3 separate regions of the Homo sapiens genome follow, and regions 1 and 2 are each linked to region 3. Evidence: chromatin loops called from intact Hi-C (ENCODE). Cell type or tissue: ascending aorta. All regions are shown on one strand. Links, peaks and the distances in the headings refer to the core of each region. The heading gives the core; the rest is flanking DNA.

Region 1 (9,955 bases), core at 3,079-8,078, 350 kb after region 3:
GTCCCAGCTACTCGGGAGGCTGAGGCAGGAGAATGGCGTGAACCCTGGAGGGGGAGGTTGCAGTGAGCAGAGATCTCGCCACTGCACTCCAGCCTGGGCGACTGAGCAAGACTCCATCTCAAAAAAAAAAAAAAAAGACTCTGTATCATATGGTACAGCCAAGACTTTGCCTGCTGAAGGGGGTTGTCCGAAGGTCTCTGACACATGAAACAACTCAGTTCTTCTCTTTGTGGTAAGGATACATACAGCACATAAACACAGTCCAATTCTAGGAGCCAGGAGGGCCCCCACCGCTGTGTTAGGGAGATATGGAGTGTCCCCTATTATGTCCCAAAGCTTCAGTTGTTGAGATCTAATGAGTTGCACACAACACAGCTGACTGAAGACATAGCAGCAGAGGTCTATAAAGAGATGTCAGTCAATGTAACACATCTTGTCCATATTCTCAGGTGACCAGGAGCAACAACCGAGCCATGGAGACGTGGGTGAACCAGTCCTACACAGATGGCTTCTTCCTCTTAGGCATCTTCTCCCACAGTACTGCTGACCTTGTCCTCTTCTCCGTGGTTATGGCGGTCTTCACAGTGGCCCTCTGTGGGAATGTCCTCCTCATCTTCCTCATCTACATGGACCCTCACCTTCACACCCCCATGTACTTCTTCCTCAGCCAGCTCTCCCTCATGGACCTCATGTTGGTCTGTACCAATGTGCCAAAGATGGCAGCCAACTTCCTGTCTGGCAGGAAGTCCATCTCCTTTGTGGGCTGTGGCATACAAATTGGCCTCTTTGTCTGTCTTGTGGGATCTGAGGGGCTCTTGCTGGGACTCATGGCTTATGACCGCTATGTGGCCATTAGCCACCCACTTCACTATCCCATCCTCATGAATCAGAGGGTCTGTCTCCAGATTACTGGGAGCTCCTGGGCCTTTGGGATAATCGATGGCTTGATCCAGATGGTGGTAGTAATGAATTTCCCCTACTGTGGCTTGAGGAAGGTGAACCATTTCTTCTGTGAGATGCTATCCTTGTTGAAGCTGGCCTGTGTAGACACATCCCTGTTTGAGAAGGTGATATTTGCTTGCTGTGTCTTCATGCTTCTCTTCCCATTCTCCATCATCGTGGCCTCCTATGCTCACATTCTAGGGACTGTGCTGCAAATGCACTCTGCTCAGGCCTGGAAAAAGGCCCTGGCCACCTGCTCCTCCCACCTGACAGCTGTCACCCTCTTCTATGGGGCAGCCATGTTCATCTACCTGAGGCCTAGGCACTACCGGGCCCCCAGCCATGACAAGGTGGCCTCTATCTTCTACACGGTCCTTACTCCCATGCTCAACCCCCTCATTTACAGCTTGAGGAACAGGGAGGTGATGGGGGCACTGAGGAAGGGGCTGGACCGCTGCAGGATCGGCAGCCAGCACTGAACCCAGGGCATCCAGTGCCTGGCTCTGCCATCTCTTAGCTCCAGGGATGTCGGGTTAATAATTCTCTCATTTTCAGTCTTGGTTTCCTCGTGAATTATGATGATTGTGACACCCTCAGACTTGGAAGGTCTTTTTAAACACTACATCAGTTCTTTCTTTCTTTCTTTCTTTCTTTCTTTCTTTTGTTCTTTCTTTCGTTCTTTCTTTCTCTTCCTCTTTCTCTTTCTTTCTTTTTCTTTCAGTTCTTACTCTGTCACCCAGGCTAGAGTGCAGTGACACAATCTCGGCTTATAGCAGCCTTGATCTCCTGGGCTCAGGTGAGTCTCCAACTCAGCCTCCTGAGTAGCTGGGATTACAGGTGCGTGCCCCACACCTGACTAATTTTTTAGTAAGGGATCCACTATTGTTGTAGAGACAATGTTTTACTATGTTGCCCAGGCTGGTCTCGAACTCCTGGACTCAAGCAATCCACCTTCCAGAGTGCTGAGATTACAGGCGTGAGCCACCACGCACAGCCAACATCAGTACTTTTTATCTGATGAAGAAACAACTTTTCCTCCCAATCTTTTGTGTACTAATTATTTTACACTATACATTGAAAATGAATATAGGACATTGTAAATCAGCACTGTGCAGAAATAAGACATTGGGATTGCTGTCACTCATTATTTAAAATTGGAATTACTTCTACTAGAAGAAGACGTTGAGCTGAGCCTCCTAACTCTCCTTGCTAATGTTTTATTCTGTGCTTACTCTGTGGGAGACTTCGCTCTGTGATCTATGTGTAGACGTAGATCCCACCTGCATGATGTTTATATGATGTCTCACAACAGTTGTAGCCCAACCCTAGGGTCTTAAATGAACAACTTACAGATGACAGAAAATAAGCCTTTATAGTTCTCTTTAGAGAATGTCTACTCCTCACACTGGAAACTTCATAAAGACGTATTAAAAGCATACAAGTTGTCTTTGAGATAATGAGGGACAGGGTAGAGACATGCTTGCTTGTGTATTCAGTGGAAATCCCCCAAGCCTGCTGTCTCCTCACCACGTCCTAGCAGTGTGTGCTGCTCTGTGTCAGCTCAGCTTCTGTAAGGAGAAAACTGGCTGAACTCCTTCCCCTTCGGGGAATGAAGACTGGAGCATGGTGACAGAATTTCATCTGCTATTTGAAAACCTATTTTCAGAATTTCAGTGTGAACTATTTGCAGGACTTGTATCCATCCTTCCAAGCTCTGTACCTGTCCTATTTGCAGTAAAATTCTCTTTTCATGGAAAAAAAATATCTCCATTGAAGGCGGAGAGAAAAGAGGCCAGAACTGGTCCTGAGGATTAGACTAAACCCCAGGGAGGTGTTTGCTGGGCTTCAGGCTTTGGAGAGGTGGAGGGAAGTGGCACCCAGGGCCTACCGTGGTTGACTTTAGATTGTCCACTCAGCTTAATTCTCACAGGAAACATTCTGTGGTGAAAATATTATGCCCATTTTACAGGAGAGGAAGCTAGGGCTCAAATCGGTAAGTCCCTGCCTCATCGTCCAGTTTTCTTCTTCACCTCCCCATGGGAAAGACTGGTTTGTCAGCGCAGCTGAGATGAGCAAACAACTTCGGAGGAGGCTCCTTCCCTTGGGGGTTTAATTGCCTGAAAAGGTGTCTCCAAGGACTGGTGAAAATAGAAGTAACTTTCCTTAGTCACGGGGCTGCAAGATTTTCCACTGTGTAGATGGATCTTAGTGTATTCTGTGACCACTTGCTGATATCACTTAGGTAATGCCCAACCTACCAAATTAATTTAAGCTCTATAATATCAAATATCTTTCTGTGTATTCTCCTCATTTTCATCATATCTTTTTGCCTTGTACACATTTCTATTTGCCCCAAATTCTTCTCTTCCAGGAAGCATCCCTGATTAACCTCATGCCCACTCAGATTTCTCTGGGATTTTGCACCCTTCAACCCGTAAGTACCTTGAGTGTTTCAACCACAACTCTTTATCTATAGCCACTGAACCCCTAGACTGGAAGAAAATTTAGAGCAAACTTAATCCAGCCCCCTTCCGTGATGCAGAATTTTGGATCATAATCACCCAAGCAAAAGTTTCACCAGCCTTTACCTTATCTAGTCCCATGATGGGGAAATTCCTATTTCATTTTAATTGCATTTCATTGGCATAGGCTTGATGTCCTTAATTCATTTCCCGCACAAGGACCAGGGAATTCCATTGAAAATTATCTACTGAACGCCACTAGCACCCAGAAATGTGGTAAGTTCCATGTCACAAAAAGGTTCCACAGGGTCCTCTTATGTCCAGGCACACACTTCAGTTCACTAATCAATGCTCCTTATGAAACAAGAGTTGCATAACTAGTCTCAGTGTGAGCAACTGCAAACTTAGAGATGTGTAATTGTTAGAGATTTGTAAGAAAATAATATAGAGAGGAAATACATGTGGGGGGGGGGCAGGTGCGGTGGCTCACATCTGTAATCCAAGCACTTTGGGAGGCCAAGGCCAAGGTGGGAGGATTGCTTGAGCTCAGCAGTTGGAGACCAACCTGGGCAACATGGTGAAACCCCATCTCTACAAAAAGTACAAAAATCAGCCGGGCGTGGTTACTTGGGAGGCTGAGTTCCTTGGGAGGCTGAGGCGGAAGGATTGCTTGAGCTTAGGAGGCTGAGGCTGCAATGACCCATGATCATGCCACTGCACTCCAGCCTGGGCCACAGAGCAGAAGCCTGTCTCGAAAATAAATAAGTAAATAAATAAATAAACAAAAAATAAAAAGAAAACATGTGAAAGCACAGGAGAGTAAAAGAAGCAAGAATCTTGCCAGGGGACATGGGAGTTTTTGTTACTTGCTTCACTTTTGTGTATGCCTGACATTTTTTATAATTAACAGTTTAAAATGCTCAAGGCCAGTTTTTTTTTTGCCAACTACCTTACCAAATCCTTTCCCATCAAGTTGTCTGTTCATTTTATTGGGTGATTTTGGGGCATAGATGTGACAAATCTTCATTGCAATCAGTTAGGTCAATGTTTTGTGTGTGTGTGTGAATATAAAAAATTGCTTGAAGCCAGGCATGGTGGCTCATTCCTATAATCCCAGCTGATAATGGGGAGGCCAAGGTGGGAGGATCACTTGAGCCCGGGAGTCTGACGCTGCAGTGTCACTGCACCCCAGCCAGGGCAACTCAGAGAGATCCTATCTCTACAGATTAGAAATGTTCCATTTCAGCTGGACAGGGTTTCTCATGTCTGTAATCCCAGCACTTTGGGAAGCCAAGGCAGGAGGATCACTTGAGCCCAGGAGTTTGAGACCAGCCTGGGCAACATAGCGAAACCCCATCTCTAGAACAATTAAAAATAAAACATGAATTTTAAATTTAAAAATTGCTCTACACCTCCATTTGGAAAGACTGTGTATGTGTTTGTGTCACGTATGAAAGCTAAGCTGGCATCTCCATAACCACGGGGCTCAGATCTGTCCTGATCACGTTGAGCCCCATAGCCTGACCCTGGAGGAATGAGTATCTGCTGTTGTGAATGAGGCCAGCACCCTTCCCCACCCAGGAAAACCAACGGCCACAGGAGGGCAGCAGAGAGCCACGATCCCAACCAGAGGAGAAAGCACAGACAGCATGGGGCAGGTGCAGGCGCTTATGTTTGTTTATTGGTTTGTTTTCTTTTTTATTTAAGTGACCTGTGCCATCGTATTGGGCTGAAATAGCCAGGGATGTGGCCATACAGACAGATCTAGTGTAGGTGAAAAAGAGAGCGGAGTGGGGTCCAGACTATTCCAGCCTCCCTCCTGCTGCCCTTGGCAAGGCTGCCAGCCTCTCTGTGCCTCGGTGTCCTCATCTGTCACATGGGGATAATAACAGTATGGACTGCAGGGGGCTGGCAACAGTAAAGAGAGTGAGGTGCGTGGCGGCAGCACAGGTCGGCCCAGGAGGACCCCGTGGGAGCTCCTACTGACTGCGGAGAAGATCAGCAGAGGCCCCGCTGAGGACGGCCTGGGGGAGGTGCAGGGAAGGGGCTCATGGGAGGGTGGTGGGGAACACCTGCAGGCAGAGGATGGGTGTGATTGTGGGGACCTCAAAAGCCACACCCAGAGCCAGGGGGTGCTGCAGGGCAGAGGCTGCAGCGGGGAAGTGCCCATGGCCCGAGGTCCCTGTGGGCGAGGCCCTCCTCTCTAACCCACAGCCATCCCCCAGGCCCAACTTTCAGGGGTGTGGGAGGTCTGCCTGTCTCCCGAAGACCCACTGTGGTCACTAACAGACTGGGACGTACATGAGGGTGACCCAGGCAGGCAGGTCTGGGCCTCCCTGGAGCTGGCAACCGTGCTCCCATCATCCCTGTCCCAGGGCCTGTGTGGTCCTGAGCTGACACCCGAGGGTGACACCCCACACTCCACACATGGCAGAGTGAAATAATAGCACCCTGGCCATGGTAGCGCACGCTCACAGCCCCTCCAGCACAGAAATGCAGGGAGCAGGGGGCAGCGTCGGGGGTGGCCAAGGCTTTGGCCTGTGGCAGGCCCTGAGCTCAGAAGGATGCAGGGGCTTTGCCCAAACCCACACTAGGTGCAGGGCCGGGGAGGCTGTTTCAGGAGGCGAAGGAAGGGCCCCGGGCGGTGAGGGGAGAGGCTGGTTCCGAAAGTGTGGGCGACGCAGCCAGAGCCTGATGACTGAAGAGTGAGCAGGCGGTGGGGCTTCCTAGGAGGCAGTGAGGAGAGGCAGCCCAGACCCAGTGAGATCACACCTAGGATGTCCCCAAGAAACCCCCAGGGCTGGGGCCAGGTCGTGCATCGTCATTGGGGGTGGGGCCAGGACGAGCATCGTCACTGGGGGTGGGGCCAGGACGAGCATCGTCACTGGGGGTGGGGCCAGGACGAGCATCGTCACTGGGGGTGGGGCCAGGACGAGCATCGTCACTGGGGGTGGGGCCAGGACGAGCATCGTCACTGGGGGTGGGGCCAGGACGAGCATCGTCGTTGGGGGTGGGGCCAGGACGAGCATCGTCGTTGGGGGTGGGGCCAGGACGAGCATCGTCGTTGGGGGTGGGGCCAGGACGAGCATCGTCGTTGGGGGTGGGGCCAGGACGAGCATCGTCGTTGGGGGTGGGGCCAGGACGAGCATCGTCGTTGGGGGTGGGGCCAGGACGAGCATCGTCGTTGGGGGTGGGGCCAGGACGAGCATCGTCGTTGGGGGTGGGGCCAGGACGAGCATCGTCGTTGGGGGTGGGGCCAGGACGAGCATCGTCGTTGGGGGTGGGGCCAGGACGAGCATCGTCACTGGGGGTGGGGCCAGGACGAGCATCGTCATTGGGGGTGGGGCCAGGACGAGCATCGTCATTGGGGATGGGCAGCCATGTGGATGAGCCGAGAGATTCCAGTGGGGAAAAAGGAGACGAGGCCGAGATTGATGATCTAGAGGCGCCCGCAGCCTCACAGACCCAGGTGCCCTGGCAAGCACAGCCCTGCTCACACAGCAGACATGGGGGTGGGGATGACTGAGTGTGTGCATAGCAGGGAACAGATAAATGAGCCTAAAGGCATGGATAAGTTTAAAGGCTAAAGAAGGGCCTTGTGCAGACCAATCCTGAGCGGAAATGAATGCAGGAGTCCAGTTGGCCCCTGCTGAGAGGGGAAAACCGGTGTCTTAAACTCAGGACCTAGAGTCAGGAGGAAAGAGGTTCCAGATAGGACCCAGATTAGGAACCTCCTCACCCACTCCTCCCTCCAGAGACTACAGCAGAGGGGGAGGCCCACAGGCAGCACAGCCTTCAACTCCTGGTTTCCCCAGAAGACACTGTGGGCATTTGTCCAACTGACCTCAGAGGCCCCCTCCAGGACACTGTGACAGTTTATACCAATCTGCACTTTTGCTCCTTGAGCTCTTATCTTTGGGGCAGCTCAAATGATGACAATGGCTTTTCTGGCCAACTTACCCAGACTCTGTCCTGAGACGAGTAAGCAGGGCCCAGTCTTCCCAAGGCCCTCCCTGTCTTCTGGGACACCATGTGGGTCCTTCTGAGACAGTGGCCAGCTTTGCCCCAGCCCAGAGCAGCTGAGCCAGCGGTGGAATGACTCTCATGACAGACAGCTGTGAGCTCCTGCTGTGCCCCAGGCCCAAGGCTCTAGGGGGTCAAAGAGGTAGGAAGAAGAGCTATGCCAGGGGGGATGCTGGGAGGCGTTTGGGGGTGAGTGCCCCATCTCTGTCACATGGGCCACCTTCTCCACCTGTAAGAAGGACATCCCAGAAAACTGGCTCTTTATCTTGGCTTTCACTCACTCTGCTGAAGGGCAGGATATTCAGCAGAAATCTTAGAAACAGGGCGAAACTCAGTGACAGGAAAGCTGAGAGTTTAGAGCCAGCAGGAACCTTAGAGATCATCTCATTCACCCTCTCATCTTGTTGATGTGAAAACAGGCTCAGAGATGGGAGTGGCTGGCCTGTGGTCACAGAGTGGGTCCCCAAACTGTGCCCAGGGCCTGGGTATGCATCACTTCCAGAAATGTGTAACACTGGAAATGAATCCGAATGGCCTTCCAAAGCGGCAAAGGCAGCGCCAACCCGGTTTCTCCTCCTGGACGCATTGGAACAACCAGCCAAGCAGCCCCAGAAGATCACTTCCTCCCACCTCTAGCCTAAAGGTGACACTTTTGAAACCCCCCGTAGCCTCCCTTTGCAGTTTGGACCCTGCCGTTCTGTTCACCTGGAGATCTCAGGCCTGAAAGGTCTTACTGTGGTGGAATTACGTTTCCCTCAAAATCCATCTTAGCACTCCAACCCTCTTTCCCTCAGAATGTGACTGTATTGGACATAGGGCTTTTAAAGAGGTGGTCACACTAAAATGAGGTCACTAGGGTGGACCCCAATCCAATCTGACAGGTGTCCTTATAAGAGGAGGAAATGTGGACACACAGGGCCATCACGGGTACATGTGCACAGACGAAAGACCATGTGCGGACACATGTTTGGGGTGTGTGTGTGTGTGTGTGTGTGTGTGTGTGTGTGTGTGTGTTTGGAACAGGGTCTTGCTCTGTTGTCCTGGCAGCAGTGCAGCAGTGACGTCTCTGCTTACTCCAGCCTCAAACTCCCAGGCTCAACCCATACTCCCACCTTAGCCTCCCGAGTAGCTACAGAAACTTCAGGTGTGTGCCACCACTCCTGGCTAATTTTGGGATTTTCTGTAGAGATGATGTCCCAATATGTTGCCCAGACTGGCCTTGAACTCATCGGTTCAAATAACCCATCTGCCTCGGCCTCCCAAAGTGATGGAATTACAGGTGTCAGCCACCAGGCGAGGCCAGTTCCTCTGTTTTTTGTTTTGGGGGATTTTTTGGATGTTTGTTTTCTGTTTCTTTGTTTTTAATGGAAGAGATATTTAAGAGACACCTCACAAAGGAAGATTAAAAAAATGAGTCATACACATGAAAAAGTGCTTATCGTCTTTCCTCATCAGCTAAATGCAAACTTAAACCATGAGGAAATACTACATACCCAGAAGAATGGCTAGAAGTTAAAAAATAATCATCGTAATAGGTGAAAAGTACCAAATGCTGCCAAGGAGGTAGCCTCATAACGCTTTCACATGGTTGATGGGAGGAAAATAACCTAAATGTCCAACAGCAGTGGCTGCTTGGATAATCTAGAGCTCTACCAAACAATGGAACAATAAAAATGGTGTTGTGGGCTACTTCCTCTTTCATTCCACTCCAGTTTCTCCAGGCACACAAGCTCCAGCTCCACTCACGAACGCATGGCCTCATATTCCCCAAGCAGCTTCTTCTGAAAGTCTCTTCTCTTAGAAAACGCTGCCAGCGCGCCCCTGCTGTTCAACCCCCAGGCCCACTGTCAACCCCAGACAGCTCGACTGCCTCACGTCTCTCTGAGGTCGCCACCACACCTTCTGTCAGGACTCCCATGCCCGCTTATGCCACCACATCAGGCATGAAAACTTCCTTTTCTTGCTTCTCTCTCTCTCTCTCCCTTTTTCTTTCTTTTCTCTCTTTCGAGACTGAGTCTTGCTCTGTCTTCCAGGCTGGAGTGCAGTGGCGCAATCATAGCTTACTGCAGCCTCGACCTCCTGGGCTCCAGCCGTCCATCCATCTCAGCCTTCCAAGTGCTGAAACGTCCTTTTCTTGTGTGCTCATGCCCATTAGCCAAGCTCGAAGGGACGCATGGAGGAAGCTCAGAATTACCATGAGAAATAAAATGCGGCCTTGTGTGGTGGCTCATTGTGGTGGGTCAGAAAACGCGTGCAAGTTTCCGTAGTGTAGTGGTTATCACGTTCGCCTAACACGCGAAAGGTCCCCGGTTCGAAACCGGGCGGAAACAGAATCTTATGCTTTTCATCTCATTACTTCAAATTTATTACAAGAAAACTAGCCTGGAACACCCCACCACTATCTCCACCTGGTTACGGAGAAAAGGCCATCAAGGGTATTTATACCGTTGCCTTTCCTCAACGGTTGAGGCACCTGGGAAGAACTGAACCCACCTCACTTGCCCTGGACAGCGGCGCCGACGAACTTC
Region 2 (9,855 bases), core at 1-5,000, 440 kb after region 3:
GCAAAATGGCGAGCCCCATGATACATTTCTGCTCAAGATGGCGGCGCCATGTAATGCAAAAGGCAGAGGGAAATTGCAAGGCATCACAGTCCCGTCTTCCGTACAACAAAATCTGACTGCACTTTACAAATACACTCTGAAACAAGCACATTCAAGTGTTTAAAAAGGCTTCTCAGGGATGATGTAGAGCGAGAAGCGAAAGAGGTGAAGTGTACGGCACATTCCCATGAGGACCGCCGGGCTGCTTCCCCGCCCCTATGTGGCATAGCTCGAGCTCCGCCTGTTCCACTTGGTGCGGGGAGGGTTGACGGGGCAACCCCAGGGGAGCTTAATTTTCATTTCACTATCGTGGGTAACGATGGGCAATTTAAAAAGTAGAGTATTAAAATGTTAAAAATAAACTTTAAAACTGTGCTTCCGGAGGGTGTTCTCCCCTCACGAGGTTTTTGTTCTGATGCACACCAACTCCGGAAGGACTTAGTCCAGGCTGGACTAAGGCAGGAGAGGGTTACTCTGGATGAACTAAGAATTGGTCTCTTTTTCCCGGGCGCGGTGGCTCATGCCTGTAATCCTACCACTTTGAGAGGCCGAGGCGGGTGGATCACTTAAGGTCAGGAGTTCAAGACTAGCCTGGCCAACATGATGCAACCTCTTTCCAAATAAATAAATAAAAAAAATTAAAATTAGCCAGGCGTGGTGGGGGGTGCCTGTAATCCCAGTTACTCGGGAGGCTGAGGCAGGAGAATCCCTTGAACCTGAGAGGCGGAGGTTGCAGTGAACCGAGATCGCGCCACTGCACTCCAGCCTGGGCAGCAGAGCGAGACTCCGACTCAAATAAATAAATACATACATACAATAAAATAATAAAGTAAAAATTGCCCTGTGTGTTGCTAGACTGCCAATCCGTTCCTGCCTAGGCCAGAACACGGGAAGCTCTCGCAGAAACGGAAATGCCCAAAGGAGGACCTTAAGGTTCTGACTTCTGGGGACATCTAGTGGAAAGCTCTCTCTGGGCCCAGCCAGCGTACACAAAAGCCCAGGGGTCTGGGGGTCCAACTGTGCCCTGAAGGACGTGCCCAGACAGGGAAGCGGTGGAACACGGATACCTAACTGTCCTTCTGCCTTCCGCTCGACCGCAGGAATTTAAATAAGTAATGGCTCCCATTCTCACCCATCTCTGACTATAAGAGACAGTGTTGGCACCATGTCTATTCAAGTAGTTTTAAACAGGGGCACAGATCAGGATGATAGCAGCCACCAACATCTATGCAAAATAAAGGGGGCATTATACCTAAGTATATACTTTTCTATTTGTGACATCTATCAACTTTCGTTTCTCATCTGTGAAATGAGATTGGAAATAATATTAGTATCTACATTACATGGTGGTGTGGAAAGTGAAGAAGCAAATGTAAAGCGCCCTGAACAAGGCAGAGTAAATGTTGTGAAACTTAGCACCTCTTGGGTGCCAGGCCTTATTTTAGGTCTTGGGGACACAGCTGTGAACAAGACAGAGGGGGGACCCTGGTTTGTTTTATTTGCAGTTTACTTCCTACGGTATGCGAAGAGGGGAGAACATTGGAACAGAGACACGGAGAGAGCCCTGCGGGTATATGGGAGAATAATGTTCCTGTGGAGGGAAGTCAAATGGGGGAAAAATATTTCAATCGGAGGGAAGAGTTAGTGCCAACGTACTGAGCTGGAGTGTGGAGGGGCTGAGGACAGAGCAGGGAAATGGAGGGTGCAGTTAACCTAGGGCCTTGAAGGCCTGGAGAAGAACCTTGGCAATGTCTGCTAGAAAGCCTGCGTAAAGGCAGAAGACAGGCGAGGGAGGGTGGCAGAGCTGCCGGAGGCTGTAGACGCCCAGGTGTGCAGGGAAGGCCAGGATCCCTCCCTGAAACAGCTTGCTCTCCTGGTCCTCTGCAGGTTCCCCTGCCTTCCGCCGCAGTCTCCCTTGGGCTTTCCGGGACGTTGTCCTGGCTGTGGTCCTCCGCAGCCTGTGGACCATCCTAAGGCTCCAGGTTTGTATACATCACCTGCCTCCTTGGCACCCCCAGCTGACTGTTCTTTCGCTTTTCCAATACGGGACTCAATCCCTACCCAGGTGATTGTGGTGGTCGTGGAAGACCGCTGCCTTCACCCTCCCGCTAACCAGCTTGCTGCCCCCCACTCGGGTCATGCCAGCGCCTCCCTGAGCCCTCGGGCACAAATAGGTGAACGACCACACCCGCCTCCCGCTGTGGACTGAGATTCGCGGTGCGAGGGGTTCCCGGGTTGAGGACCTAAAACGCCGAGGAGTTCCAATTTGTCCTCGAGAACACGGGGTTTCTCCATTCGCGGCCGTCAACAGCACTAGATCACAGTTACATTTTTTTTCCTTTCGCGAAACCTCATTCGGTTCTCTTTTTCTTAAACGTTCCACAGGGAGTCCAGGTCCCCACCCACGCCCAAGGGAAAGGCCTTGCCGCGCCGCGGGTCACTGTCCCGGAAGCGGGAGGTTGCCACGTCCGGCCCCACCCTGCCCCGCCCCCTTTCCCGCTCCGCTCCGGGGCCGCCCTCTTTCCCTGCCTCGCGACACCCAGACCGAGACCTCGGGAATGCTCCGGCCCCCTGCCGCCGTCTCCCGGCCCGGTTCTCTTTCACTAAAAATAGGCGATTCTGGCAGCGCCCCTCCTATGGGGCCTTGGGGGCAATTGGGGTTTTGTCTTAGAGCCCGTGTGGACCCGGATGGCGACGGCAGCCCGAGGAGAGGGAGGGCTGACTGTATGGTTGGCTTTCCGACGACCAGACCCTGCAGGATTCGGCCTTTCCCTTTGGAGTTTTCCTCCATCCCCCTCCGTCCCTCCCAGGGGATGCCCGCAGGCCACAGTGGTCACTGAAGGTCAACCCTGAGCCGAAGGAGAAGTGGCCTCGACCCTGGGGACCCCTTCAGGTGCAGCTTGAGGGGGAACGGCCGCCTTTCCCGTTGGGCACCCAGCTGTGGCTGTGCCCTGTCCTCGCCCAGCTCCCGGCATAGGCATGCGCTCTGGGCCGGGGCCGGGGCCCCCCGCCTCCCCGGGAGGAATCGCTGGGTTGACTCTGGGTCAGCAAAGGGAGCCCGGCCCTTTCTAGCGGGGGGACGTCCTGCAGCCGCTGGAGGAGGCTGAGTCACGCTTTTCCCACCAGAAGTCTACCTGTGCCTGCGCCCGCCGGACCTGCCGGCCTCTTCCTTCTCATCCAGGGGGCCTCTTCTCCAGCCTCACGGAGGTGGGAAGCTTGCTGGAGGCCCCTACCTGCCTTTTGGGGAAGACCCCGAGGCTGGCCCACGCCCTGCTGGCAGGACCCTTCCTGACTGGGTCCACCGTTCTTCTGGGTCTCACCACTTCTCCCAGCCCCTGGGCTGCTTCCTCTCTCCCGTGTCTGGGACCCCAGAGGCACCACTTCCATTCCATACAAGGTAAGAGTCCCAAGGAGAGGCCGGGCACGGTGGCTCACGCCTGTAATCCCAGCACTTTGGGAGGCCGAGGCGGGCGGATCACGAGGTCAGGAGATCGAGACCATCCTGGCTAACACGGTGAAACCCCGTCTCTACTAAAAATACAAAAAATTAGGGCGTGGTGGCGGGCGCCTGTAGTCCCAGCTACTCGGGAGGCTGAGGCAGGAGAATGGCGTGAACCCGGGAGGCGGAGCTTGCAGTGAGCCGAGATGGCGCCACTGCACTCCAGCCTGGGCGACAGAGAGAGACTCCGTCTCAAAAAAAAAAAAAAAAAAGTCCCAAGGAGAAATTGGAGAGGCTCTCCTATGAAAATCCATCTCACCATTCCTTTTCTGAGGAGTCCACAGGACCTGTACAGTTGGAACCAGCCCCTCAGGCTTCCCTGCCAGAGCCCTTTTCTCCAGGAGCAGAGGCATCCATCCCCTCCTGCCAGCATTCCAGACCCTGGAGGGCTTGCGCGGTGGCAGGTTTTCCCTTGAATGCTGAGGCGAGGCTGAGGGAAAGGTGCGTGGCCAGGACCAGAGGGCCTGCTGACTGCCAGCTAAAACTCTGTGCAGGAGGCTTTCCCACGTACTTTACGTACTTTAAGATGATGAGCAAAATCCTTACTGTCTCCCTGCAAAATCCGTGTGGCTTCCTCTGGCGTGTCCCATACTCTTGTGTTTGTGGCCAGACTGGGCCTCCGCTCTTCCTCCAAACTCATTAGTTCTCTCCCACACAGAACACACATTGTTCTGCCTGGAAGGCCCATCACATCCCTCCCCAACCCTCTCGGTTCAATCTAAGCTTTCTTGGGGTCTCAGCTTAGGTTGCCTGTTCAGGGAAGCCTCTGGGACCCTCAGGTCTAGGTCACATTTGTTTCATGCTTTCACAGCGGTGGTGTAGTGTATACTGGTTCTTCTTATCCCTCAGGTGTCTCCTCACAAGGACTGCTCTGTTTCTGCTAAGTGTTGCATTCTCACCACCCAGTGGAGGCTTTGGCCTGTGGAAGATTCTAATTTTGGTGGCCAGCCTCATGGGTTGAAAAGTAAAGGTCAAGTAGTTAAAGGAAGGGCGTTCCAGGCAGAGGGATCAGCGTAGGTGCAGAGGTAAGGTAGGGATAGCTTTGAGGGCTCCTTAGGAGGGAGTGAAACCCCTGAGGGTCAAGGAGCCCTAGTTTGGAAGGCCTTGCTACTAAGGGATCTGGATTTTGTCCTGAAGCCTAGAGTAGTTTCTTTAAGAGTCTGATCTCGGCCAGGCCTAGAGTAGTTTCTTTAAGAGTCTGATCTCGGCCAGGCCTAGAGTAGTTTCTTTAAGAGTCTGATCTCGGCCAGGCGCAGTGGCTCACGCCTGTAATCCCAGTACTTCGGAAGGCCAAGGCAGGCAGATCACGAGGTCAGGAGTTCCAGACCATCCTGGCTAACACGGTGAAACCCGTCTCTACTAAAAATACAAAAAATTAGCTGGGCCTGGTGGCACGTGCCTGTAGTCCCAGCTACTCGGGAGGCTGAGGCAGGAGAATTGCTTGAACCGGGGAGGTGGAGGTTGTAGTGAGCAGAGATCATGCCACTGCACTGCAGCCTGGGTGATAAGAGTGAGACTCCATCTCAACAACAACAAAAAAAGTCTGATCTCAGCACTGTCCTGCCTAGACTGCTTCTTTTTTTAGGACAAGTTTTTATTGCTACCTGCTAAAAACGCACTTATTGTCACGGTGCAGGCTAGGTTGGAGGAGTAAAACTAGAGACAAGAAGAGTTAAGAAGCCACTGCAGTATTCAAGACAAATGAGTCAAGCCAAAGGCTGAGATGCTGTACAGGAAGGTCTCTAGGGGGACCCTAAATTTAGCTGGGGGTGGTGGTGCAAGATTCCTACGAAGTGGCACTAAAGGAGGGACTGAGTACTTACTAAAGACCTTATGACTAAGAGGTCTCTCTCATCCCTACACTACTTCCTTCACTCCAGTGTCTAGAATTGGCCTCTGTATATAGGAGCTCTTTGGTTGAGCATGGTTCACACCTGTAATCCCAGCAGTTTGGGAGGCTGAGGTGGGAGGATCACTTGAACTCAGGTGTTCAAGACCAACACAGTGAGACCCCATCGCTATAAAATTTTTAAAAATTTTAGCCAGGCATGGTGGTGCACGCTTGTAGTCCCAGCTACTTAGGAGGCTGATGCAGGAGGATCGCTTGAGCCCAGAAGTTGGAGGCCGCAGTGAGCTATGATCACATCACTACACTCCAGCCTGGGTGACAGGGTAAGATCCTGTCTCAAAAAGAAAAAAAAAAAATTAAGCACAAAAAGTTTGGAGACCAGGAAACAGGAGTACAAGTATAGGTGCTGTCCCACTCTTAGTGAGGTCGGCTGTGAAATTAAATCAGTTCCTGGAACAAATCTTACAAAGAGATCAGAGATCACTTGCAGTTTTTTTTTTTTTTTTTTTTTGAGACAGCGTCTCACTCTGTCACCCAGGCTGGAGTGCAGTGGTGCCATTTTGGCTCACAGCACCCTTCGCCTCCTGGGTTCAGACAATTCTCCCACCTCAGTCTCCCGAGTAGCTGGGACTACATGCCTGGCTAATTTTTGTCTTTTTTGGTAGAGACAGGGTGTCACCATGTTGGCCAGCCTGGTCATTAACTTTTTAAAAAAATGTTTATTTTCCTGATAAAGATTCAGCATAAATTTTAGGCAGAAGTCTGACGTCTAGCAGTCCCCCAGAAAGCATTCTGTTGTCTGTTGGGGCTTCCTTGGGAGATGGACTGTGGGCTAGGCCTGGGTGCTTTGGCAGATACAGAGTCAGAGGCTGTGGAAAGGGGATGGTCCAGACAGGACTATAATAAATGCAGGGATGGCCGGGCGCGGTGGTTCATGCCTGTAATTCCAGCACTTTGGGAGGCCAAGGCAGGTGGGTCACTTGAGGTCAGGAGTTCAAGACCAGCCTGACCAGCATGGCAAAACCCTGTCTCTCCTAAAAATACAAAAATTAGCTGGGCGTGGTGGTGCATGCTTGTAATCCCAGCTACTTGGGAGGCTGAGGCAGGAGAATCACTTGAACCCAGGAGGCAGAGGTTGCAGTGAGCCGAGATTGCGTCACCGCACTCCAGCCTGGGCAACAGAGGGAGACTGCATCTCAAAAAAAGAAAAAAAAAAAGAAATGCAGGGAGAAGTCAAGCTTCTAGCCTCCTTGTCAAAGGATTTAAAGTAGCATTAGATGGTAGAGAGAAACAAAAGATGACCCAAGTTTCATTTTCTCAGCTTTCTACTGGAGAGAGGACGTCATATAAACCAGAGTGCGAAAAAGGTCAGAATGGAACCCTGGGGCTGGCTAGCTCAAATTTGTATGAGGGATGAAGGGCAGTCCTCTCTGCTCACACTAAGGCTAAATGGCCAGGGCCTGCGGAGAAATCACATCCTTTGCTGTAGGAGTAGAAGGGATTCCATGTGCCTAAGAAATGTCAGAGAAAAAGGGGATGTGAGCTCCATGGATCCTCTCCAGGCCACCTGGATCCCTCCTTATCTTTGTAGGACTCTGCTTACTGCCAGCTGGAATTGTCAACCAAAGGGCTCTAAGTTGGGATCTCGGTCCCTTAAGATGAGGGGAGATGGCTGGGCGTGGTGGCTCCTGCCTATAATCCCAGCACTTTGGGAGGCCGAGGTGGACAGATCACCTGAGGTCAGGAGTTCGAGACCAGCCTGGCCAACAATTAAAATTACATTTTAATTTTTTTAAATATAAAAAAATTAGCTGGGCGTGGTAGCACATGCTTGTAATCCCAGCTACCCTGGAGGCTGAGGCAGGAGAACTGCTTGAACCTGGGAGGTGGAGGTTGCAGTGAGCCGAGGTCGTGTCACTGCACTCCAGAGCCTGGGCGACAAGGGCAAAACTCAAAAAAAAAAAGAAAAAAGATGAGACGAGAAAGCTAGGAAGGCCTAAGCACAAACCTCAGCAGGGGGAATCGCTATAGAGGATAAGCCTCCTTGTTCTTAAAGGCTATTTTTATTTCAGTTGGCTGTTTGGAGCTGTGTAAAAAAAATGGAAAACAACAATAACAACAACAAACAAACAAAAAAACCCTCCAAAGGGCTATTTCTAATTCAAATCCCCGAGGTGTCTATCTTTCCCCTTCCTTTGGGGGAGGGAGGAGGTGAGACAAGTAATAACTTAGAGGAACGTTTCCTTCCATCTTTGCAGGTCTCCTGATAGCAGGAACCTTGCTGCATCTCCTACACTTCTCAAGAGCAGAAATGAGCTCACTGCCCCACACCCAGGATTCTCATACCACACTTGAGGACTCTCTGGTTTGGACAGACTATGATTAAATTTATCACAACTGTTAGTTCTCATGGTCTGGGAGGCCATCTCCTCTCCTCAGACCCTGTTACTCCTAGATCTGTCCTCTCATTAACTCTGTCAGCACAGGCTGCTCTCTCTTCCAGGACTCCAAGAGCTCCTCATCACCCTCATCTGCTGTAACACGGAAAGAACCCACTTACCTGCTTCAATACTAGGTTTTGCCCCCCATCCCATTTTCAAAAAGTCAGGCACAAAGTAAAACCCTATATTTATTATCCCTCCTATTTTGAGGCTCCAGCTCTAGCCCCAGACCTTTTTTGATAGGAGAAGGTAATACAGTTTATTTTCTAACTTGTTTCCCCTAGTTTTCTCCTGTCTCGTCACCCGTGTGATCCACGTGTATCAGAAGTGATAGGTGGCTCAAGATCATTTTGGTCAGATTTTAAAAATAAAATATTTTCTCCTTTTATGTCTAAAAATATTACCTTACAGCCTACCGCTCCCAGCTGGAAAAAGAAAATTGTTTCATTTCTGTTTTTATCCTCCCCCTTGGACTTGCTACTCCCAAGGGCCCCAGGAAGAACTAGACTTTGGTTGTACAGAACTGTGCTGTTAAATAGGATTTGATAGCCACTAGCTACATGTGGCTAATTAAAATTAAATTAAATACTATCTTAAAAATTGAGTTCATGAGGTGCACTAGCCACATTTCAAGAGCTCAAGTCATATGTAGCTAGTAGTATCTACTGTATTAGACAGCAGATACAGAATACTTCCATTGTTACATGAAGTTCTATTAGCTTGAATGTGGAGGACTAGCGTCTTTAGCTTCCTTTCTTATAACCCCATTTTACCAGCCAGCAAATATTTGCAATAACTTCACTGTTACAGGATAATTTTCAGAGGAGTTAGGAATTGGGGGTAGGAAGCAGCATAGAATCTACAAGTCTTATAGGAGTTTCAGGAGGCATGGCATAGAGGCCAGGGGTTGATGGTCAATGGCAAGAGCCTTAGGTTTTAAGAAAGTACTTTAGGGACTGATGTTATATTACCAGGGCCACCTCCACTGTGGACTCAGTGGTTCTGCGTAATACCTGAAAACAAAAAATGACATCCCTACTGCTCTGCTGGAACTGAGTAGCTGAAGTGATTGTTATTACTCAAAATCTCCAGAGCTTGATTTTGTAAACTGTTTATCTGTCACGGTTCTTGTTCTCCCAAATCCAAGTGACATAAGCAGCGGTAATGTTTAGAAAAGGTTTGTTGACTTTGCTACCCCACTCCAAGAGCAGGGAGTAGTGGGTGTCATATCCACTAATCCACTGATACTCAGGGTACTTTTTTTTTTTTTTTTTGAGATGGAGTTTCATTCTTGTTGCCCAGGCTGGAGTGCAATGGTGCGATCTCGGCTCACTGCAACCTCCTCCTCCCAGGTTCAAGTGATTCTCCTGCCTCAGCCTCCTGAGTAGCTGGGATGACAGGCATGCGCCACCATGCCTGGCTAATTTTGTATTTTTAGCAGAGACAGGGTTTCTCCATGTTGGTCAGGCTGGTCTGGAACTCCCGACCTCAGGTGATCTGCCTACCTCGGCCTCCCAAAGTGCTGGGATTACAGGCATGAGCCACCGTGCCTGGCCCTCAGGGTACTTTTAATAAAGTGCTAGCTAGGCAAGCCTATTCTTCCTCTCAAGAGTAGGTGTTCCACTTTTGAACACCTATGCCAGGCACCGGCTATAGTGCCTACAAGAGGATGATATGTGGACATGACCACTTTCCCTGACTACATCAGTGGTTCTCAACTGGGGATGATTTTGCAATGTCTGCTTATGGGACATTTGGTAATGTCTAGAGACATTTGTGGTTGTCACAACTAGTGGAGGGGTACTACCTGCATGTAGTGGGTAGAGTCCAGAGATGCTACTAAGTATCCTATAATGCATAGGACAGCTGCCCACAACAAAGAATTATCTCACTCAAAATGTCAATAGGGTCGAGGTTGAGAAATCCTGGTCTAGGCTGGGTGTGGTGGCTCATGACTGTAATCCCAGCATTTTGGGAGGCCAAGGCAGGAGGATCACTTGAGCCCACCAGGAGTTCAAGACCAGCCT
Region 3 (9,955 bases), core at 2,859-7,858:
TTACAATTTGGAAAGAATTCATGCCCTTAAATTAAAACATATGTTGGCTTGAAAACATCAGTAAAAGTAAAAGCAGGCTGGGCGCAGTGGCTCACGCCTGTAATCCCAGCACTTTAGGAGACCAACGCAGGCGGATCACGAGGTCAGGAGTTTGAGACCAGCCTGGCCAACATAGTGAAACATCGTCTCTACTAAAAATACAAAAATTAGCCAAGTGTGGTGGCATGCACCTGTAGTCCCAGCTACTCGGGAGGCTGAGGCAGGAGAATTGCTTGAACCTGGGAAGCGGAGGTTGCAGTGAGCAGAGACCATGCCACTGCACTCCAGCCTGGGTGACAGAGTGAGATTCCATCTCAAAAAAAAAAAGTAAAAGCAAATTTTTTAAATCAGTGTTTTGTTTCCCTTCTCCCTGCCTCCTAATATCTCTGCTTGCCCCTCTCCCTCACCCCACAATGGAGACCCAGAAATTCATCTCATCCAGGTCAAAGAGGAAAGATTAACATAATAATCACTAAACAATGTCTGTGAAATGTAACTTTTGGTTAGCCACCTACAATTCTTTTTGGAATAAAGAAGGATATAAATAATTAATTGAGTTAAAATACACACACGGCCGGGCACCGTGGCTCATGCCTATAATCCCAGCACTTTGGGAAGCTAAGGCAGACAGATCACAAGGTCAGGAGATTGAGACCATCCTGGCCAACATGGTGAAACCTCATCTCTACTAAAATACAAAAAATTAGCCGGGCGTGGTGGCGTGTGCCTGTAGTCCCAGCTACTTGGGAGGCTGAGGCAGGGGAATAGCTTGAACCCAGGAGGTGGAGGTTTCAGTGAGCCGAGATCGCACCACTGCACTCCAGCCTGGCGACAGAGCAAGACTCTGTCTCAAAAAAAAAATGCACACACAGTCTGGTTAAGTCTATCACTGCTCCTGGCTAAGTAGCCTGACACCTGCTGAGTGCTATGCCTTGGCATCCTGGTGCCCATGTGAAAAAGCCAATGGTTGTCTTGAAGGGACTGTCTCATGGAAGGGTCAGGTGCAGGGCAGGAGGGTGGGAAGGTCAGGGAGAGGAATGCTTGCTCACTCTAAGGAGGAAACGTTCTACCAGAGAGGCTGTCTGGCAGGGCACAGAGCTTCTCTCCCTGGAGGTTTGCAGCAGAACCCAGATGGCCTGGTCAGGTCAGATGCTGTGGAAACAGCACAGCACTGGGAGGTGATTTCAGTGCCTACCGCTCTACCCTTAGGCAAACCCTTCCCACTCAGGGCTTCCGTAGCTTCCCCTCAAACTGGGAAAAGAATCCCTGCTCTGTTCTCCTCACAACAAAGTGGTGAGGGAAAACAGACAAAACAGATTGACTGGATCACGTGATAGAAGCATTACGCAAATACGCAACTCCCTGGTACCTGGGATACCAGAGATGGCTGAGGAGGCACCGTGGCATCACGTATCCCCGAGGGATCACTGTGACCCCTGTGTCTAAGCAAAGACTGGCAACAGAAATTTGCTGGGTGAAGCTGGGGAAGGTGGTACACCCATCTTGAGACCCACACCTTATAAAGGAGCAGCCTGGCCTCAAAGGGGCTGCCCCAGGCACCAGACCAGAGGAGAAAGTACAGCTCGGGAGCAGCAGCTCCACCCAGGCCACTGCCCACCTCTCAAGCCGCTGGAGGGAGTGAGGAAAACTCCTGTGGCAAAAAAGGAAAGACTGGGGAAGGGGATGGAAGAAAAAAATTTAACATGGAAAGTAAGGCATAAGTACAGGATTTTCAGTTTGCAGATGACCTCACTGTCACCCATCCTCAAGGAACATGTGAGGCCTAGGTGTTACTGAGCTAGGGAGAGGCAGAGACATGCCAGAAGCCAGGCCTCCTGCCCTTTGCCCAGGCCACCATACCCTACTGTCTCTCAAAATTCCCAACACTGTGCTCTACCCCTCCTTTCTGCTGTGTGTTGTCCCTGGGAAAAGCAGGCATCTTGGCACAGGTAAATTGGAATTGAAGGAGGGAGCAGACAGGAAGTGAGAAGATAAAGACAAACAGGGCTGCTTTTATAGGGAATACAGCCTGAGAAAATACAAAGGGCGAAGAGATGTCTGGAAAAAAACGTCATCTTAAGGAGCGGGAGAGATAACTAGCATATGGCACAGGAAGGTAAAGACCACCACTCACTCCAAGAAAAGTGCCTAGCCAGACACCTGCCCTCAAGGCTTAAGCATCCTTCCACCCCCTCTTTAATCAGCTACCTCAAAGGGGCACACTGAAATTGGACTGGAGAGCCATAAGGGCCAATGCAGTATCTGCAAGACTCCTTCAATCCAAGTTCTCCTTGGATCTATTCACCTGTTCTACAACTTGATGATCCCAAGTACTGTTTACCAACAAGATGATGAAACACATTCAGGGGCAGGCTTTTCACTAAGGACATCTTCTTAGGCTGTTGCCAGCACACTATTTCAAGAAGAAAACAGAACTCCTGACTCAGAGTTGTTTCTGTGCTTTTAAGGCACGTAGAGCAACATCGATGTTATTGTTTCCTGTGTACACGGCCCTGGATACTTTTCAAAATCCTTGTTTCATTTGCTCCTCGTAACAACTTGTAAGGGACCTGGAAAGTCAGTTTTCCCCCATTTTGTAGGTGAAGAGAACATGGCCTGTGTAGGGTTGTACACTGACTCAAAAAGTCAAAGCTAGAACACAAGTACTCCTTCCTGACCCCCAAACCTGTGTTCTGTTCCTCTGCTCTTTTCCCGAGCTTTCATGGGCTAAGCTCCCCTTATAGAAGTAGGAAGGGAGACAACTTAGGAGGTTATCTAGACCATTCCCGCCTTCTCCCCCCACCAGCAGTCCTTTTCAGTTAGCTCCCCAAAACAGAGCAGCTGCCTCTGCCTAGGTAATCCATTCCAGTCTTAACCCAGACTGACTTGGAATCCTATTATCTCAGTGTTGGAAGGGCCTTTAAAGGTAATCTAATCCAACCTCCCTTCAGAAGTCTTCAATTATTATCATGTTCTCCTTGGCCTAACCTCACAACTGCCATTGCTCACAATCCCTTACAAGGCACTCATCCAGCTTGGGTAAGGGGAAGTTGGGAACAAGTCTATACCTGGACAGAGTAATGGAGAGGTGTAGCTTCCAGTGTACTCATCTGGATAAGATTTCCTGAATAGTAGCCTCCGCGAACTCGCCAGCTCAACACCTTCTGCACAGGCACAGCAAGACATTAAGTGGGAAATGAGACAGGAGCCTTACCTTTCTTCTCTTGTCTCAGTTGCTCTCCAGGAGATCATCAAATCCCCATTCAGCACTCCATTTTCAAAACTGAGAATCCCAAATCAGATCCACCAAAGTGCAGCTTCTCTCTTCTTATCCAGGTCCAAAGTCCATGGCTGAGCTGACCCTGACGGGGAGGAGTCTGGGGGGGAAGGGGTGTGTCCAGGCCCCTCCCCCCCCACTGCAGACTTCAGTGCCCCTCTCAGGGGTCCGTTACCTCCCTTCATTCAGCTGCCTTATTAAGCTCAGAGTCTGGTGATGGACAGATCCCAGATACTATCCCATCTCTTGCTCAGGCAGGGGAAGTTATCCACTGTGAGAACTGGCCCATCTGTCTTGTGCTGGGGCTCATGAGAAGAAACAGGCCTTAGAAGCGGCATGGCCCAGGAGGCAGATTTCTGTGTTAACCTGCAGAACATTTAAACATTATAACGCTCTCTAATCTAGATACCCAAATAGAGTCCTAAAACCTTCTAGTTTCCACTCCCCACCTAAGAGTCCATACTAGGCTCTATCATCAAAACACCTTCGTTAAACACTCCGCAAGGTTATACAAAGCACCTACTTAACTCACGTATCACACGCCAGAACACAGTCACCTCATCAATAGTGTTTACATATATAAACACATATAATATAAACATATTATATGTATGTACAAACATACATGATTCAGGATAAAAGATGGATCGTACCCGTTCTCACCACAGAAAAGTAACCGGAGACTCTTCTAAGAAATCGAGAAAAGAACGCCCTTTCTCCTGCCCTCCTGTCTAAAGCGCAACATAATAATCGAATCTCCCAAGCTTCTTAGGGTGCTGAGTGTTTTAATCCACCAGCCCTCTTCAACTAGTTAATAAATCCTTTCCAGACCGAGATGCTGGCATCTTCCACTTGCATTCTTTGCTCCTTTAACTAAGCTCCCCCTCTGCTTGCAAAACTGTGCCAGAGATGTAATTCCCAACCTCTGTTAAAGTCCTTCCCGGGGCTACTCCCGAGAACACTCTCCTGGAATGTTTAAGGCCCAAGTCCTGCTTGCAGCAGCCCCACAGTGTTCCCATTTCTCAGCCCGAAAACCCACCCCTGTTGCCCCCTCCCCTCCAAGTTTATTCGTAAACACACACACATCCATTCTCTCTCTCAACACACATCCATCCACACACACTCTCTCTCTCCTTTCCTTCCTGTAGGGGCGTGGCGTCCACATGACCTCCACCCCCTCCAAGAATTTAACTCCTCCCACCCTTCTCCCCGGAACCCCGTGCCCCGTGTTCACAAGAGAAGAGGGTGACACTGCGACCCTTCCTGGACTCTGACCCCCACCCGTCCGCCCTGCGGACGACCCTCGCTCTAACTGCGCCGGGTCGTTACCTGGTTCCCGCCCGCCCCGTCTCGGCTAGGAGCCGCGGCCCGCCGCGGGTCGCAATCCAGGCCCCAGGCCCGATCCCCAGCGCTGGCCCAGGCCCCACCCCCTCGACCCCCAGCGGCCCGGCCCTCCCCTCGCACTCCTTCCCCCCTCCCACCATCCACCGCAGCCACTTCCGCCCGTCCTCCGGAAGTGGGCCCCGGCAACGCAGCGTTCCACATCCCGCCCATTTTTCTACCCAACGTCCCCAGCCCGTCACCACCGCCACCACGGGAGCGAGGGAGGTGGGTCTGCAGGGCCTGAGACTGTTCTACAGCCACTGTTCACAGGGCTGAAGAACAGGTGTGGGCAGAACCAGGTTGTGAGAAGGAAGCCGGGCGCAGAGTAGCGGCCGTACAGGAGGGGGAGGGGCAGAAGAGACTGGCCAGCAGCGGAAGCGCGCGGCAGGTGGAGCCGCGCGGGAAGAAGCACGCATGCGTCGCGGGGGGGTTGGCCCTTGGGGTGCTGGGCGGAGCTTGGGAGGGGCGAGGACGCTGAAGTAGGGGCGGAACCTGTGCGGTGCAGCCCTGCCCTCTCCCTCCGCCCAAAGGTCGCCCAGCGACGGCCTGCTTGACCTGGTTTCTCAAAAAGGGTGACCCCCCCCCTCCGCCCCACGCTGGTCGCGGGTCCTGGCGAGAAGCCTTTCGGAAAGCACCGGGGCCTGTGTGTTCCCGCTTCCTCGGACGCGAGCTCTGTGTAGCCGTGGTGGAGGAAGGTTTTGTTTCGTTCATCGCTGCTGTTTCTCGCTGCCTCTCTTGACGAGGCAGGGCCCTTGCAGGGTGCGCCCGCGCTGCCCTCTGACAGGTGCTGTTGGTACCTGCGGCCGGGCCCGCCGTCGCCGGCGCGTGAACGGCCTGCCCGAGGCTGCCGGGAGGAGGGCTGCCTGGCCGGCGCGGCCCTTCCCGTCGTGCCCCGGGCTCCTCGGAAGCAGCCTCCCGCTCCTTCAGACGTCGGACTCCTGAGTTTCGAACCTGCCCCGCGGTTTCCCCCTCACGCTGAATCCAGGGGAGCCGCTACTCGTTTTTGAAGTTCCTATGCAGCCCTCTCCCGACATGTTCGAGAATCTTGCCGGACTGGGGATGGATTTGCAGCCTCCGTGTTTGCCCCCACGGTTCGAAAACCGGAATCTAGGCCCGGTCTCCTGGCCTGTGTTCTGTCGTGGGATTTCTCCAGAGCACGGACTGACTTAACATTTCCATTACTGGGAATGTAATGGTTGCTGCGTCAGGACTCTGGAGATGATTTTTTTATTTGGAACGATATAATTTTTGGAATTTCCTTAAAGGGAAAAATACATATTGCTTAATTATATTGCTTGGGATATATTATTGCAAGGAAGAAGAAAATAAGACCCTTTCTTCCCCCACCTTCAAACCTTCTCCGCCCACCTGTCTTTCCCATGGGCATTAATGGCGGCTCCATTTACTCAGGCCAGAACCAGAAGAGCCAGCTTCACTCTCTCACCCCCTCTACACAATCTGACTAGAAATCCTGTTGACCCTACCTTCAATCTGTGTCTAGGATGCAACACCTCAACATGTCCACACCCCCCTTCATCCCTCACCTGAACACCTAGGTCTCCCTGCCCTCCCTACCCTCCCAGTCGCTGGGTTTCCGTACAGCAGCCACAGGGATCCTGTCGTTTCTGTGCTCCAAACTGCACAGCGGCTCCTCAGTTTACTTGAAATAAAACGCCAAAGTCCTTACAATGGCTGCAGAGCCGGACAACCCACTGGCCTGCCTAGCTGTCTGACCTGCTCTCCCCTTCCTCTGTTAGCTGCATTGGCCTCTGCACCGGCTGTTGTCTATTTGTAAAACACCCCTTCCAGGCATTTCCAGGACTGAACCCTTCAGCTCTTTCAAATCTTTCCTCCCATGTCACCTCAGTGAGGCCTTTCCTGACCAACCTGTTTAAACCTGCCCCTGACCCAGAGCACTGCTAGTCTCCCTTGGCCTGCTCCACTTTTCCCAGGACGCTCACCACTTCCTGAAATACTCGCCGGGTTTACCATGTATTGTCTGTCTCCCACTACTAGAATTTAAGTTCCCTGAGTGGAGGCACATTTGATTTTTGATTGCTATATCCCGGTGGCTGCAACAGTTGGCTGGCCCATGGTAGCAGCTCAGCACACATTTGTGGAATAAATGAACCAATGAATGAACTTGAAAAGCTACTTTCACCGCAGAGTATTCCCCTTCGGGCTTCTCTCACATGGAAATATATGAACATAGGTATAAGCACAGTATACAGATTTTGCATTATGATTTCTAATCATACCATAGAGACTTTACATATTTCTAAGTATTTTCATAATTATAACCATTTTTACTTAAGTGACCTTCGATTTTTCGTGCTTGTTATAACAAGTCATACAGAGTTGTGTAAATAAAAATTTGTCTCCTGTCCCCCTCTCATCCCACCCTGCTGAAAGGAACCACTTTTAAACTAGTGGATATCTTTCCAAATATTTTTTATACACACGCACACACACACAGGCACACACACACACACATACATAACAGGTACAAATTTCACAGTCCAAAGACAGATATTCCTGAATTGTAACTTTATTTTCTATAATTCGAGTCAATTTGTATTTTAGGTCTTTCCTCCCATAGTAGAAAAATGAAATCTAGTTTATTTAAGGTAAATGTTAGTATGTAATGATGTTTATTTATTAATGAGCAATTACAATTTAATTTCAGTTGCTTCAGAATTTACTAATGCCCTTCTCTCCTTTTCACCATATAATTGCCGGTTTTAAAAAATTATTAAAAAATATGCAATAATTACAGGAAAATATAAATGATAAAATAAAAAAGCAAAAACCACCTGTAAAACCAGCAGCTAGAAATAAGTTTATGAAAAATATACTTCTATGGCATTTTTAATGACCAAGTGGCATACTATTATACAAATGTACCATAATTATCTCCCCTATTTTTGTACATTTGGGTTGTTTTCAACTTTTCACTTTTGCAAAATTACTTGTAGCTAAATCTGTGTGCACGTCATTTTTTTTTTTTTTAGGATAAAGTCTGGGAACTCGTGTCGAAAGGTGTGCTCATTGTTGAAGGCGTTTGTTTGATATGAAAGATACACAGAAAGATGGCACAGCTTTGACACCAACTTTTCTCCACACCCTGCACTGTCACACCATTTTTTGTCATCTTTGTTAATATGATAGAACGATGGTTTTGCATTGTTGTTTTAAGTTTTATTCCACTAATTGCTAGTAATGTTGAACCTGTTTTTATGCATCACTTTTGCAGATTGCCTACAGCATATCTTTTGCCCACTTGGATTCATCTTTGTCTTATTCATTTGCAAGAACTCTTTATAGAATATCAGCCCTTTGTTACCTATGTTACAGCAATTTTCCCAGTTTGTCATTTGCTTTTTAAGTCTGTTTATGTGCTCTTTTGACATTGCAGTAGTCACCGCTAGCTGGGCCAAAAGTCTGGTCTTGCTGTACATACTGCCTTCAGAATAAACACTTAGGAGTAAGCTAGAGATTTTTGTTATCAGTTACTCCACCTAGAGGACCAGCAGGTGGAGTCTCCATGGGCAGAGTCTCGCGGACTGTCATTTGGTGTGGGGTGGCCAAGAGGGACTGAACATCTGGAGAACATGGTTGTCGGGCTCTTTATACCAGTGGACCCCTCTTTCCTATGGAAGCCTCGCATCTCCATCAGAAGCAGCAGTAAAATGGCCTCTGCTGTCTTCTGCCTTTCAAGTCTAACTCAAGGGCACCTGAGTAGGTGAACCTAATTGCAAGGGAGTTAGATATGTAACCTATTCAACTAGAAAGAAGGTAGCCAGAGGGGCTACCTACAGTCCCCACCAAACTTATGTATCAGGGCTTCCCATCCTGGCTGTTGAATTACCTATTCTGGCAGCTGTTCCAGTCAATACAGCTGATAGTAAATTTTAATAACTGGCAGTAAAAGTCTTCCCCAGTAACCCTGATTTTCAATGTTTTGTTGGCCATTTTCACACATTTTTTCAGGTGTATATTTTTTCACACTATTTGTTCAGATGATCATTGTAATTCATTTCAGAAACTAGATATCTCTTGTAATTTCCTGGGCTTCTCCTTACCCTGGCGAGTATTCTTTGTACCGATTTTAGTCTGAAGTCTGGTAGGTACAAAAGTTAGTTTGTGTATTTGCTATTTGTTAGGTGCCCTTCATCCTGGTATTTAAAATTCTGGCCCATAAAGAAACAACCACACTCACTTGTTCCCTCAATCTTATTGTGCCTCTTGGCAGCTTCTGACATTGTCAACCGCTCCCTTCTTCTGACACACTTCTCTTGACTCCCACGCCAGCACGCTCTCTGGGGTTCCCCCTCCTCTGGCTGCTCCTCCTCAGCATCCTAGCAGGCTTCTCCCTTTTCTCTCTTTACCCACCACTTGCTGTACAAATGCGGAGTTCCCTAGGGCTCTTTCCTGGGCCCTTGTGTCTTCTCATTTTACACTTTCTTTCGAGATGATCCCACAGAAGTCACATGGCTTCCAGTATCCACTCCATGTCAAAGATACTTAGTCTGTTTCTATTGCTTATGACAGAATATCTGAAACTGGGGTCGGGTGCAGTGGCTCACGCTTGTAATCTCAGCACTTTGGGAGGCTGAGGCGGGTGGGTCATGAGGTCAGGAGTTGAAGACCAACCTGACCAAGATGGTGAAACCCCATCCCTACTAAAAATATAAAAATTAGCCAGGCGTGGTGGCAGGTGCCTGTAATCCCAGCTACCCCAGAGGCTGAGGCAGGAGAATCGCTTGAACCCGGGGGGGCGGTGGTTGCAGTGAGCTGAGATCGCGCCACTGCACTCCAGCCTAGGCGACAGAGTGAGACTCTGTCTCAAAAAAAAAAAAAAATTAAAAATTAAAAACAAGGAATATCTGAAACTGGGTAATTTATAAGGAAAGGGAATTTATTTCTTACAGCTCTGGAGGCTGAGAAGTCCAAAGTTGAGGGGCTGCATTTGGTGAGAGCCCTCTTGATGGTAGGAACTCTCTGCAGAGTCCTGAGGGGTTCAGGGCATGACATGGCAGGGGGACTGAGCGTGCTAAGGTGCTAGCGCAGGTCTCTCTTCCTCTCTTATAAAGCCGCCAGTTCTCCCATGATGAATCCATTCATTAGTGGGAATAGAGCCTTCATGATCCAATCACCTCTTAAAGGCCCCACCTCTCCATGCTGCCACTCTGGGGATTAAGTTTCAACATAAGTTTTGGAGGGAACACCCAAATATGCATGCTCAAGTCCCTTCTC

Evidence for each region. A loop is a pair of places that touch in the nucleus more often than their neighbours do. Peaks named below come from ENCODE experiments on the same cell type or tissue, not always from the same donor. Only the 100,000 strongest peaks of a DNase experiment are listed, where the experiment ranks them.
Region 1: it touches region 3 in a loop (3-fold over the local background); 9 of 110 quality-filtered maps call a loop at or near these places.
Region 2: a loop joins it to region 3, with 2.7 times the contacts of the local background. A loop is called at or near these places in 14 of 110 quality-filtered maps.

The regions. Positions count from the first base shown.
Region 1 is chr5:181,154,470-181,164,424 of GRCh38, forward strand. OR2V2 (olfactory receptor family 2 subfamily V member 2) reads left to right here. Exons shown (of 2, transcript NM_206880.2): 2 at 450-4,816. The coding sequence starts at 474. The coding sequence ends at 1,421. It overlaps TRV-AAC1-2 (tRNA-Val (anticodon AAC) 1-2), which reads left to right and starts at 9,685; the gene lies at 9,685-9,757. RefSeq lists enhancers at 4,981-5,737, 5,738-6,493, 5,914-6,093, 6,668-6,957, 7,128-7,297 and 1 more and silencers at 7,158-7,500, 9,080-9,374. In ascending aorta, for the core only: a CTCF peak has its summit at 5,014 (motif pointing right); DNase peaks (open chromatin) are centred at 5,012, 5,611, 6,122, 6,812 and 1 weaker place; H3K4me3 peaks cover 636 bases.
Region 2 is chr5:181,243,951-181,253,805 of GRCh38, forward strand. CTC-338M12.4 (a long non-coding RNA gene) reads left to right here and starts at 2,591. Exons shown (of 3, transcript NR_109909.1): 1 at 2,591-2,932; 2 at 3,166-3,436. It also overlaps a transcript of TRIM52 not described here. RefSeq lists enhancers at 1-50, 131-200, 1,526-2,454, 1,674-1,723, 2,455-3,381 and 1 more and silencers at 2,534-2,613, 2,714-2,793, 3,024-3,123. In ascending aorta, for the core only: no CTCF peak of the experiment used is centred there; DNase peaks (open chromatin) are centred at 261, 571, 2,531 and 3,101; H3K4me3 peaks cover 5,000 bases; H3K27ac peaks cover 5,000 bases.
Region 3 is chr5:180,805,395-180,815,349 of GRCh38, forward strand. It overlaps a transcript of MGAT1 not described here. Among named protein-coding and RNA genes, the nearest start is that of MGAT1, 7.6 kb to the left of the region's middle. RefSeq lists silencers at 4,738-4,787, 5,458-5,707 and an enhancer at 8,942-9,201. In ascending aorta, for the core only: no CTCF peak of the experiment used is centred there; DNase peaks (open chromatin) are centred at 4,507, 4,837, 5,097, 5,657 and 1 weaker place; H3K4me3 peaks cover 4,409 bases; H3K27ac peaks cover 4,490 bases.